2 separate regions of the Homo sapiens genome follow, and region 2 is linked to region 1. Evidence: chromatin contacts called from ENCODE Hi-C data. All regions are on one chromosome and are shown on one strand. Each heading gives the region's core, a stretch centred on a gene start or an enhancer-like site at or near the end of the contact. The rest is flanking DNA. Distances are from core to core; before and after follow the strand shown. Region 1 holds the start of LINC03032 (long intergenic non-protein coding RNA 3032). Region 2 has its middle 53 kb from the start of LINC00399.

Evidence for each region. Hi-C counts contacts between places; a loop is a spot of excess contacts on that map. Pooled maps may share reads with other maps.
Region 2: a loop to region 1 is called in a map of ascending aorta, with 2.5 times the contacts of the local background. The contact joins the enhancer-like site here to the promoter of LINC03032 in region 1. A Hi-C loop is called at or near these places in 2 of 168 maps with a recorded cell type or tissue (aorta and ascending aorta) and 3 of 50 pooled maps.

What each region holds. Positions count from the first base shown.
Region 1 is chr13:110,119,950-110,124,017 of GRCh38, reverse strand. LINC03032 (long intergenic non-protein coding RNA 3032) reads right to left here and starts at 2,316. Exons shown (of 3, transcript NR_148221.1): 1 at 2,091-2,316; 2 at 1,675-1,858; 3 at 1-1,565. The region is part of intron 1 of LINC03082 (long intergenic non-protein coding RNA 3082); the gene reads left to right. RefSeq lists enhancers at 433-1,632, 2,115-2,214, 2,869-3,368.
Region 2 is chr13:109,452,144-109,456,211 of GRCh38, reverse strand. No RefSeq gene overlaps it. Among named protein-coding and RNA genes, the nearest start is that of LINC00399, 53 kb to the right of the region's middle. RefSeq lists an enhancer at 1,284-1,559. Within about 2 kb of position 1,896, at least 2 of the 41 ENCODE cell types and tissues checked have a DNase peak (open chromatin) inside an H3K27ac peak, as active enhancers do; they include ascending aorta, where a contact is called at or near this core.

The DNA of each region.
Region 1 (4,068 bases), core at 1,067-3,566:
CATAACCGCTGAGTTAGGATACCAAATACTGCAGGAACTAACCCCAGTACCGACGAAGCTTCTGTCTGCAGAAAAAGAGTTACACATATCCTCTGGGCATTAGGAAAACATCCTCCTTGTTTCCTTTAGATTCCAAAGTCTCTCCTAGTTTCCCTCCTCTTCCCTCCCACGGACTTTGAAGGGGGAATGGAAGTCAGGAGCTGTGGCTGCTAAGACACAGAGGGCAAAGCCCTGGGAACACAGGGCTTCCCCAGCAGCCCCAGCCCGGCTGAGTGGCACGATGGGGATGGGGGCTCTTGCAGGAGCTACTGCCGTGGAAAGAGAGATTCAAAATCGCCGGTTCTGATGGGCAGCGGGAAGCATGGCTCCCATGCTTATTTGGCAGGGGCTTCCCTGGAAGTGGGATTGGACGCATATGGGTTTTGTCAGCACCTTCTTGCTGAGCAGGGTCTGGTGAAGCTGTAGAAGCTGGGGACCTTAAGTCGGTGGCCCTTTGTCAGAGATTCTGAATGGCTACCCCTTTCAGCTGTGATCCACAGAAGGCAGTTCCCGGCTCCTGCTGGGCTCCAGCCCGAGGTCCCTGGGTCCTCCCTGAGTCAAACCTGGGCGGGGGTGTGCTCGCCTTCATGTTCCGCTCTGTTAGAAGGTTTCCAAAGCAGCGCTCTTTGTGTCCCTGGGTTGAAAAAATTCTTTCCTGGAAGAGCTGTTGCAGTTTTAACTTAAGCTTTCTTTTTCCCCTAAGACCCAACTGTGTGCCCACAGGACTGGACTGAGTGGGTGTCTGCAGCCAGCTCCCTGCGGAGTCTTTGTGACCAGTCCAGTTTACACTTGGCTTTCTATTTTCTCAGAAACTGTGGTCTCCCAGGAGTCACGCCAGCTCCGGGAAGGTATGAATTCTATGAATGCTGTGTGGGTCGGTGCCACCATGAACAGGGCATGCCCAGGCACGTCTCACCCCCATGGCTTCCTTAGGTTCACCTGCTTTCCACTGGCAATTTGATTTGGCTGACAGCTCAGGTGCTCTTTATAACTTCTGTGGGGAAAATTAGAACCCTTATCTCATCAATTACATGAGGGAGGGCTTTCTATCAGATACCTCACCCCTTTCACATGTTCTTTAAAAATATCAGCAGAGATGAGTGAAATACTATTAACAACTAGTGGCTCAATCTCATTGACACAGAATGTCCAGACCCCTGATTATTTTCTGTGATGAGTTGAACTGTGTCTCCCGAAAAGTTCATGTCCTAAACTGGGTACCTCTGAATGTGGCTTTATTTAAAAATAGAGTCATTGCAGGTATGATTAGATGAGGCCATATTAGAGTAGGGTGGATTGTAGCCCAATATAACTGCTGTCCTCATGAAAAGAAGAAAACATCGTATGAAGACAGAGATGCACAGGGAGGGCGCTGTGTGAAGATGATGGCAGAGGTTGCAGAGATGCTTAAAGAGCCAAGAACATCAAGGGCCGCCGGCACCACCAGAAGTCAGGAAAAGGCAAAGAGGGTTCCACTCAGAGTCTTGGAGCATGGCCTCCCGATGCCTTGATTTCAGACTTCTAGCCTGCAGGATGATAAGACAGTAAATTCCTGCAGTTTTAAGCCACCCAGTTTGTCCTATTTTCTTACTGAAGCCCTAGCAAATGAATATACCATTTGTTGTGCACACTCACCTAGACTGGTAGATCTTTTATCCCCGTTTGAAGATAAGAACACCAGCCTCAGAGAGGTTGAGCAGTCTATTCAGCATCACACAGCTTTCCTGGAGCTCGAAGTGGTGCTTGGGCTGGTTGCCGTAGTTCTGGTCTCATCGTTTTGTTTGTTTTCTGCTTTTACCAAAAGGTACATTCCCCTGGTCTGTGAAGCAGGCGATGGAAAGGACCAACAAAGTGATTCAACAAAGTTTTGAAGTGTAATTTCCAGACATTAAGTGTTAAAATCAGTTTTGACAAGTGCATACATCCATATAACCCAAATCATGTCAAAATACAGAACTTTCCCATCACCCAGAGGGCGTTCCCATCAATTACAATCCTCCCACCTTTGATCTGACTTCTCTCCCTACAAGTCAGTTTTGCCAGTTCCTGACCTTCGTAGAGGGGGACTCACTCTATCTGTTTGGCTTCTTTCTTCTGCATGGTTTTAGATCGTCCACACTGTTAGGTACTCAGGGAATTGTTTCTTTTTATTGCTGAGTAGTTTCATGATATGAATTCACCGCAATTTGTTTGCCCATTCGCCTGGTGATGGACATTTAGGTTCTTTCCAGTTTGGGGCTATTATGATTAAAGCAGCTATACATAGCCACACAGCCTTGTGGATATTGTTCCTTTTGTCTCGGGTAAATACCTAGAAGTGGAATTGCTGGGTTACACAATGCAGGTTTATTTAACTTTATAAAGCAACTGAGAAACCATTTACAAAATAGTGAAATCATATGAAGATGAAGGCATGTCTGCTTGCTGCCCTGTGACAGCCCCCTCTTCCTCCTATGACACAGCACAGTCTAATCATGGTGAGAAAGTGAAATGGGTGCATTTGGCTTGGTAACTTGCTGATTTACAACCACACACAGATGGGTCCATGCAGGTGCTGGTTTTCACTGTCGTGTTTCGTAGACATCTCTAGACCTACATATTAAAGTCTCTGGAGGGACAAAACTAATATGGGAAAACTTAGAAATACAGTTTTATTTAAAGATAGAATTTACTTAAATATAGAATTTGTACCTAAACATAGAATTGTTTTACTTAAATATGAAATTTGTTTTACTTATAGAATTTTACTTAAGTATAATATTTGTATTTACTTAGCTATAGAATTTACTTAAATATAGAGTCAATTTCCTTGATTTCAAAAATAGCCAGCTCCTTTCCATAGAATTCACAGGTCGCAGAAGCTACCATTAGAAAATAACATGGATTTAGGGATCTTCTTGGCGTTTCCGTTTATCAAGCACATTCGCAGAATGGGCAGTTTCTTCCACATTCGATCTTACAGAAGGCTGTGGAGGACAACAGAGTAGAGAAACAGCAGGTCGTGTCTCTAAGGAGCCTGGCACAACTGCTAGTGGGGAGAGGGGAGAAGGATGGAAGAGGGTGAAGGAAGAGACGCGGGGAGCCAGGGGGAGCGGCAGGGAAGGGCCAGGGGAGAATGAGACGAAGTCCAAGAGAGGTGAAGAGGGGAGAAGCAGGAGACACGGATGCTGTGGCATAGAAGAACATGGACTGCTAGTGAATCACTCACAGAAGGTGACTCACAGAGACTGGGTCAACATCTCAGGTGGGTGCCACATAAACGTGGTGAATGGCGTGGCTTACCCCATCACTGCGTCAGGGACTGACCAGAGGACACAGAGGTGTGCCCTGCACACGCCACAATGTGTGCACAGTGTGGGGGTACAGTGAATGTCCGCAGCGGGGGGCTGGGTTTCATCTTCAGCTTTGTGGATGATGAATTCTTGATTGGGAAACCCAGCATCTCCCTGATGCCGACTACTCTGAAGATAAAACATCCACAGGGCACAGCAAGTCCCCGATTAAGGTTTTCATTGCAAGGTGGAATGTTGCCCCTTGGGTAACCGTGTGTCCCCAGGGATGGCAGAATGCCACAGCACACAGCACCTGAAAGAGACCTTGCCTCGCAATGTGGTGGGGCTGGCCCTGAGCACTGACTCTGTAATAACCAACTGTGAACCTGGGGCTGCGCCTCTGCCTCTCTATGCCTCAGTAGGTTCTTCTATGAAATGGTCATTATAATCATGGAGTATACAACATAACACAAACCACTGAGCCGTGTCCCCAGCATACAAGGTATGCTCCAAGGACACCAGCTCTTATTATCAATACTTCTCTTTACTCTTTTATTATCATGAGAGGAGTAACAGGAACACTTAGCGCTTAGCTACAAAGCATTCTATCTTTAGAAAGTTTGCATGATACAGGGTGGGTCCATTTAAGGTCTGGAATCTACCAGCTGTGACCTAAACTTGTTTAAGTTGTTATTTATTTTGTAAACCTATTAACATAAATTTTTGAATAGGTAACATTCATATGCTTCAAAAATAA
Region 2 (4,068 bases), core at 647-3,146, 670 kb after region 1:
ATTAGAAGGGAAAATGCTAGGCCCCAAACACCAGTCCTTTGATTCCTTTACTAGACTTATGCATAGATACCCTGGTAACCCTCCATTCTCCTTCTAATCATCTGTTCAGCACTGTATCAAGAATATAGTAGATATTCAAGAAATATTTTTGAGAGAATAAACAAATGCTTGTGGCAGGCAGAATAATGGTCCCCCTCTCCAAAGAGGTCCACATCCTGATCTCCAGAACTTGTGTATGTTCTACCTTAGTGGCAAATGGATTTTACTGATGTGATTAAGTTAAAAGCTAAAGATCTTGAGATGGAGAGAGTATCCTCGGTTATCCAGGTGGAACCAAGGTCACCACAAGGGTCATCATCGGAGGGAGAAGAAGGCAGGAGGTGAGAGTCTGGGGGAGACTTGGGATGGAAGAGGTCACGGTGATGTGATCACAGAATGTGAATTAAGCAATGTGAGGAGGACTCCATTTGCTGTTGCTGGCTTTCAAGATGGAGAAAGGGACCATAGCCATTCTCAAATTTCATGTTTCAGAGTATGGACAAGAGATAGGATTTGATTCAAGATTCAGAAAGAAGAAAATGTTTCAATTATGAGACCATTGCATGCAAGTCTAAGAAACATTATACATCAACTTCTTTGAAGTATCTCCTGGAACAGTGTTTGGAAAAGACAAAATACTAGACAGGACATAAAAATTATTGTATTTCCATTGCTCTAATTTTTTTTGAACTGTCATTTCTGCAGCACACTAAAATGTGATTTAGACACCATTTAGTAGCTTTTCTTTTTTGTAATGTATTCCTTCAGAATCTTCACTCCTCTTTCTTGGATTGTAACTCTTTGACTAGGTAAACTTGTGCTTCCGAGAGTTCTTTATGAAGGGCCAGGGACAGTGGCTCAGTCCTGTAATTCCAGCACTTTGGGAGGCCAAGATGGGAGGATCGCTTGAGACCAGGAGTTCAAGACTAACCTTGCCAACACAGCAAGACCCTATCATGTCTATTAAAAAAAATAAGAAAGAGTTCTTTATGAAACATAATGATTTCCTTTAATAAGAAATACTTTGTAAAGTAGAAGGCATAAAAGTCTTCCCAATTTATGTGTTTAAAAAATTATTAAAGGACACTATATCTTTTTATTTCCAAGATAATTTGTATAGATCAAATTCTATACATGATTTTGGAGACTCCATTTAATTGTGAAATCTGTATTATTGTAAATGCTCCCTTTAAATTGCCAAGGACAGTATATTACTAAAACCCCCCTTTTTTTCCTTATAGTCATATAGATGTGCTGCTCTATAACTAGATTTGGAAAAATGTTACAATTCTTCCTCTTCTGGAAAAAAAGTATTTTCCTTTATTATCCTTTAGTGTCTAAAAATAGGCTGGAATTAAATGTCATGTACCTTTGGAATTCATTTTATAAATACACTTGGTAACTAGGAAACTCACATTGTCATTATTTATAATCTAGGAATTCTTTCCATGGTAACTGTTAGAAGGTCACAATTATTGAGTCACAACAGTGGCTAAGAGGCTATTTAAGAATTCACCAAAATAAGGCGATTGACAGGAGGAGGTAATGTCTGCTTTTCTGATCACCCAAATTAACGAGGTGAGGTCTTACGTTGAAGCAGTGGCTGCATCTTCAGTTCAGTTACATCTTTCCTGCCATGGCCCTTCTTTCAGCCAAGCAATCATGCCAGCATTACCAACCTTTTCTCTCACAGCCCTTGGAGACTCAGTGCCATGAACTTGGATACCATTTATAGTGTTTTCTCTGTCTTGTGACATCATGTGTAGGTTGATTATATTGGCACACAATAGGGTTTCCAAAGCCCAGGATTCAGCTGAGAAGTGGGAGGCAGCCTCTGTCTGGGACTGAGTCTCACACAAGCTCACAGAAAGCTCTCACCGTGTCCCAGAGCCATGCTTGGGGGAGCCTGGGAACAGGCTTGCAGGAGCAGGTCCTTGGTAGCCACCTCTTACTAAGTCTCACAGCAGTGGAGGTTGGCTCTTAAGCAGCCACATAAATATACTTGAAACACCTTCATTTGTTCATTATAATAAACAAGACCTCCTGTCACTAAGCCGGACATCTTATTAATACGTACAGTGCCAGCCTCTGCCCTAACACCTCCAAGACATTGAGAGAATGTTGAATGGACTATGTGGTAATAGAGACAGCAGCTTAATGGAGGCCAGATACCCAAACATGAGCTAAGAGTTTGGCTTTACTCATTATCAGATCTGTGAAACAGGATGTGACCCCAGATTTTAAAGAGTATTTTGCAGTAGTATGCAGAAACATTGGTGTAATCAAACATACACACATATGTAATGTGAATTAAGCATTTTGAGAGTAAAAGTCGTTAAACCTGTAATCAATGCCAAAAAAACCCGTACAACTTCAGAAACATTTCTTGGGGTGAATTACATGGCCCATGAGCTTCTTGCTTAGATTAACTCACCATAATTCAATAGCATCAGCAGTAGCTACCAGGCCCAGCTTGACCCCACTACAGTTTATTATTTAAAGGATACGAATAAGCAGTTCAAACATACACCAATATGAAGAAAAAGAAAGAAGCATAATCTCATGCATAATTAAATCACAAATCGAAATGAGATGCTATTTTTTAAAACCTATCAGATTGGCAAAGATTGGAAAGTTGATCTTTCACACTGTGCACAGGATGTGGGCCAACAGATGGTCTCATTTGCTGTTGGTGTGAGTGTAAGTTGGTGGAATCTCTTTGGAGAGCATTTTTCCAATGTCTGTCAAAATGCAATGCATATTTACTTTGGTCTTCCAATTTTACTTTGGGAAATTTACCTTACAGGTATATTACTATGTCTACATGAAGGCCTGCACCGAATTTTCCTTGTAGCATTATTTAAAATACTGAAAGAAACTGAAAACAGCATAAATGTCCATCAATAGGTGTACTAATCTGTTTTCATGCTGCTGACAAAGACATGCCCAAGAGTGGGAAGAACAATAGGTGTAATGGACTTACAGTTCCACGTGGCTGGGGAGGTCTCACAATCATGGCAGAAGGTAAAAGGCACTTCTTACATGGTGGCGGCAAGAAAGAATGAGAGCTTGTGCAGGGAAACTCCCGTTTTTAAAACCATCAGATCTTGTGAGACTTATTCACTATCATGAGAACAGTTGGGAAAGACCTGACCCCATGATTCAATTACCTCATGCTGGGTCCCTCCCACAACAAATGGGAATTCAATATGAGATTTCAGTGGGGACACAACCAAACCATATCAATGGGAAACTTATTAATTAAATTATGGTGCATGTAGAAAGAATAATTTATAGGTTTTTTTAAAATGTGATAGCTACATTTGTGCTAATATAAAAATTTATTCAGTATATTTTGTTACTTTTTAAAAATTGCACAAGAATGCAAAAATATATTTCCATTTGTATGAAAAAAAAGCAGAAAAACTGCACATTTGAATGTTTAGAACTAGAAAATTTTGAAACATACAGAAGAAAACTATTAATTTTTTTTCTTTCTAAAGATGATGAGTATTGATCCAGAAGAAAAATTTCTGTTTCATTATAGTTCTGCTTTACTCCTTGGGAAAAAATGTACAGTTTACATGTATTTATTTTCATTATAATTAGAAAGTAATTATTAAAAATTGCCTATTTACTGTTGAAGCAAGCCAGGGTATAACTGAAAGACTAGCACAAATAGGAGACAAATTTCAAAAACTGTACATCTTGACTCAGCATTATTACTTTCAATAGATAAAGAAAATTATTTGAGGTGTCTGTAGAGATACAGCTATAGAGCTATATGTATGTCCACTGAAGATTTACTTTTTATGACAAATTCATTTTACAAAAAAACAAGAAGATAACTTTTGAATGTGATAAAGTAACTGGTACCAGACTAGCCCCCTTGGTGTAAGTAACTACAAAACTACACAAAATATAGGAAGCAACTATTTTCAGGTGTCAGACAAGAAGCAGAGGATTGTGTTCCTGGAGAGAAGAGAAATGCACACAGTTTGCCCCATAATCCTCCCGGTGTTCTGCTAT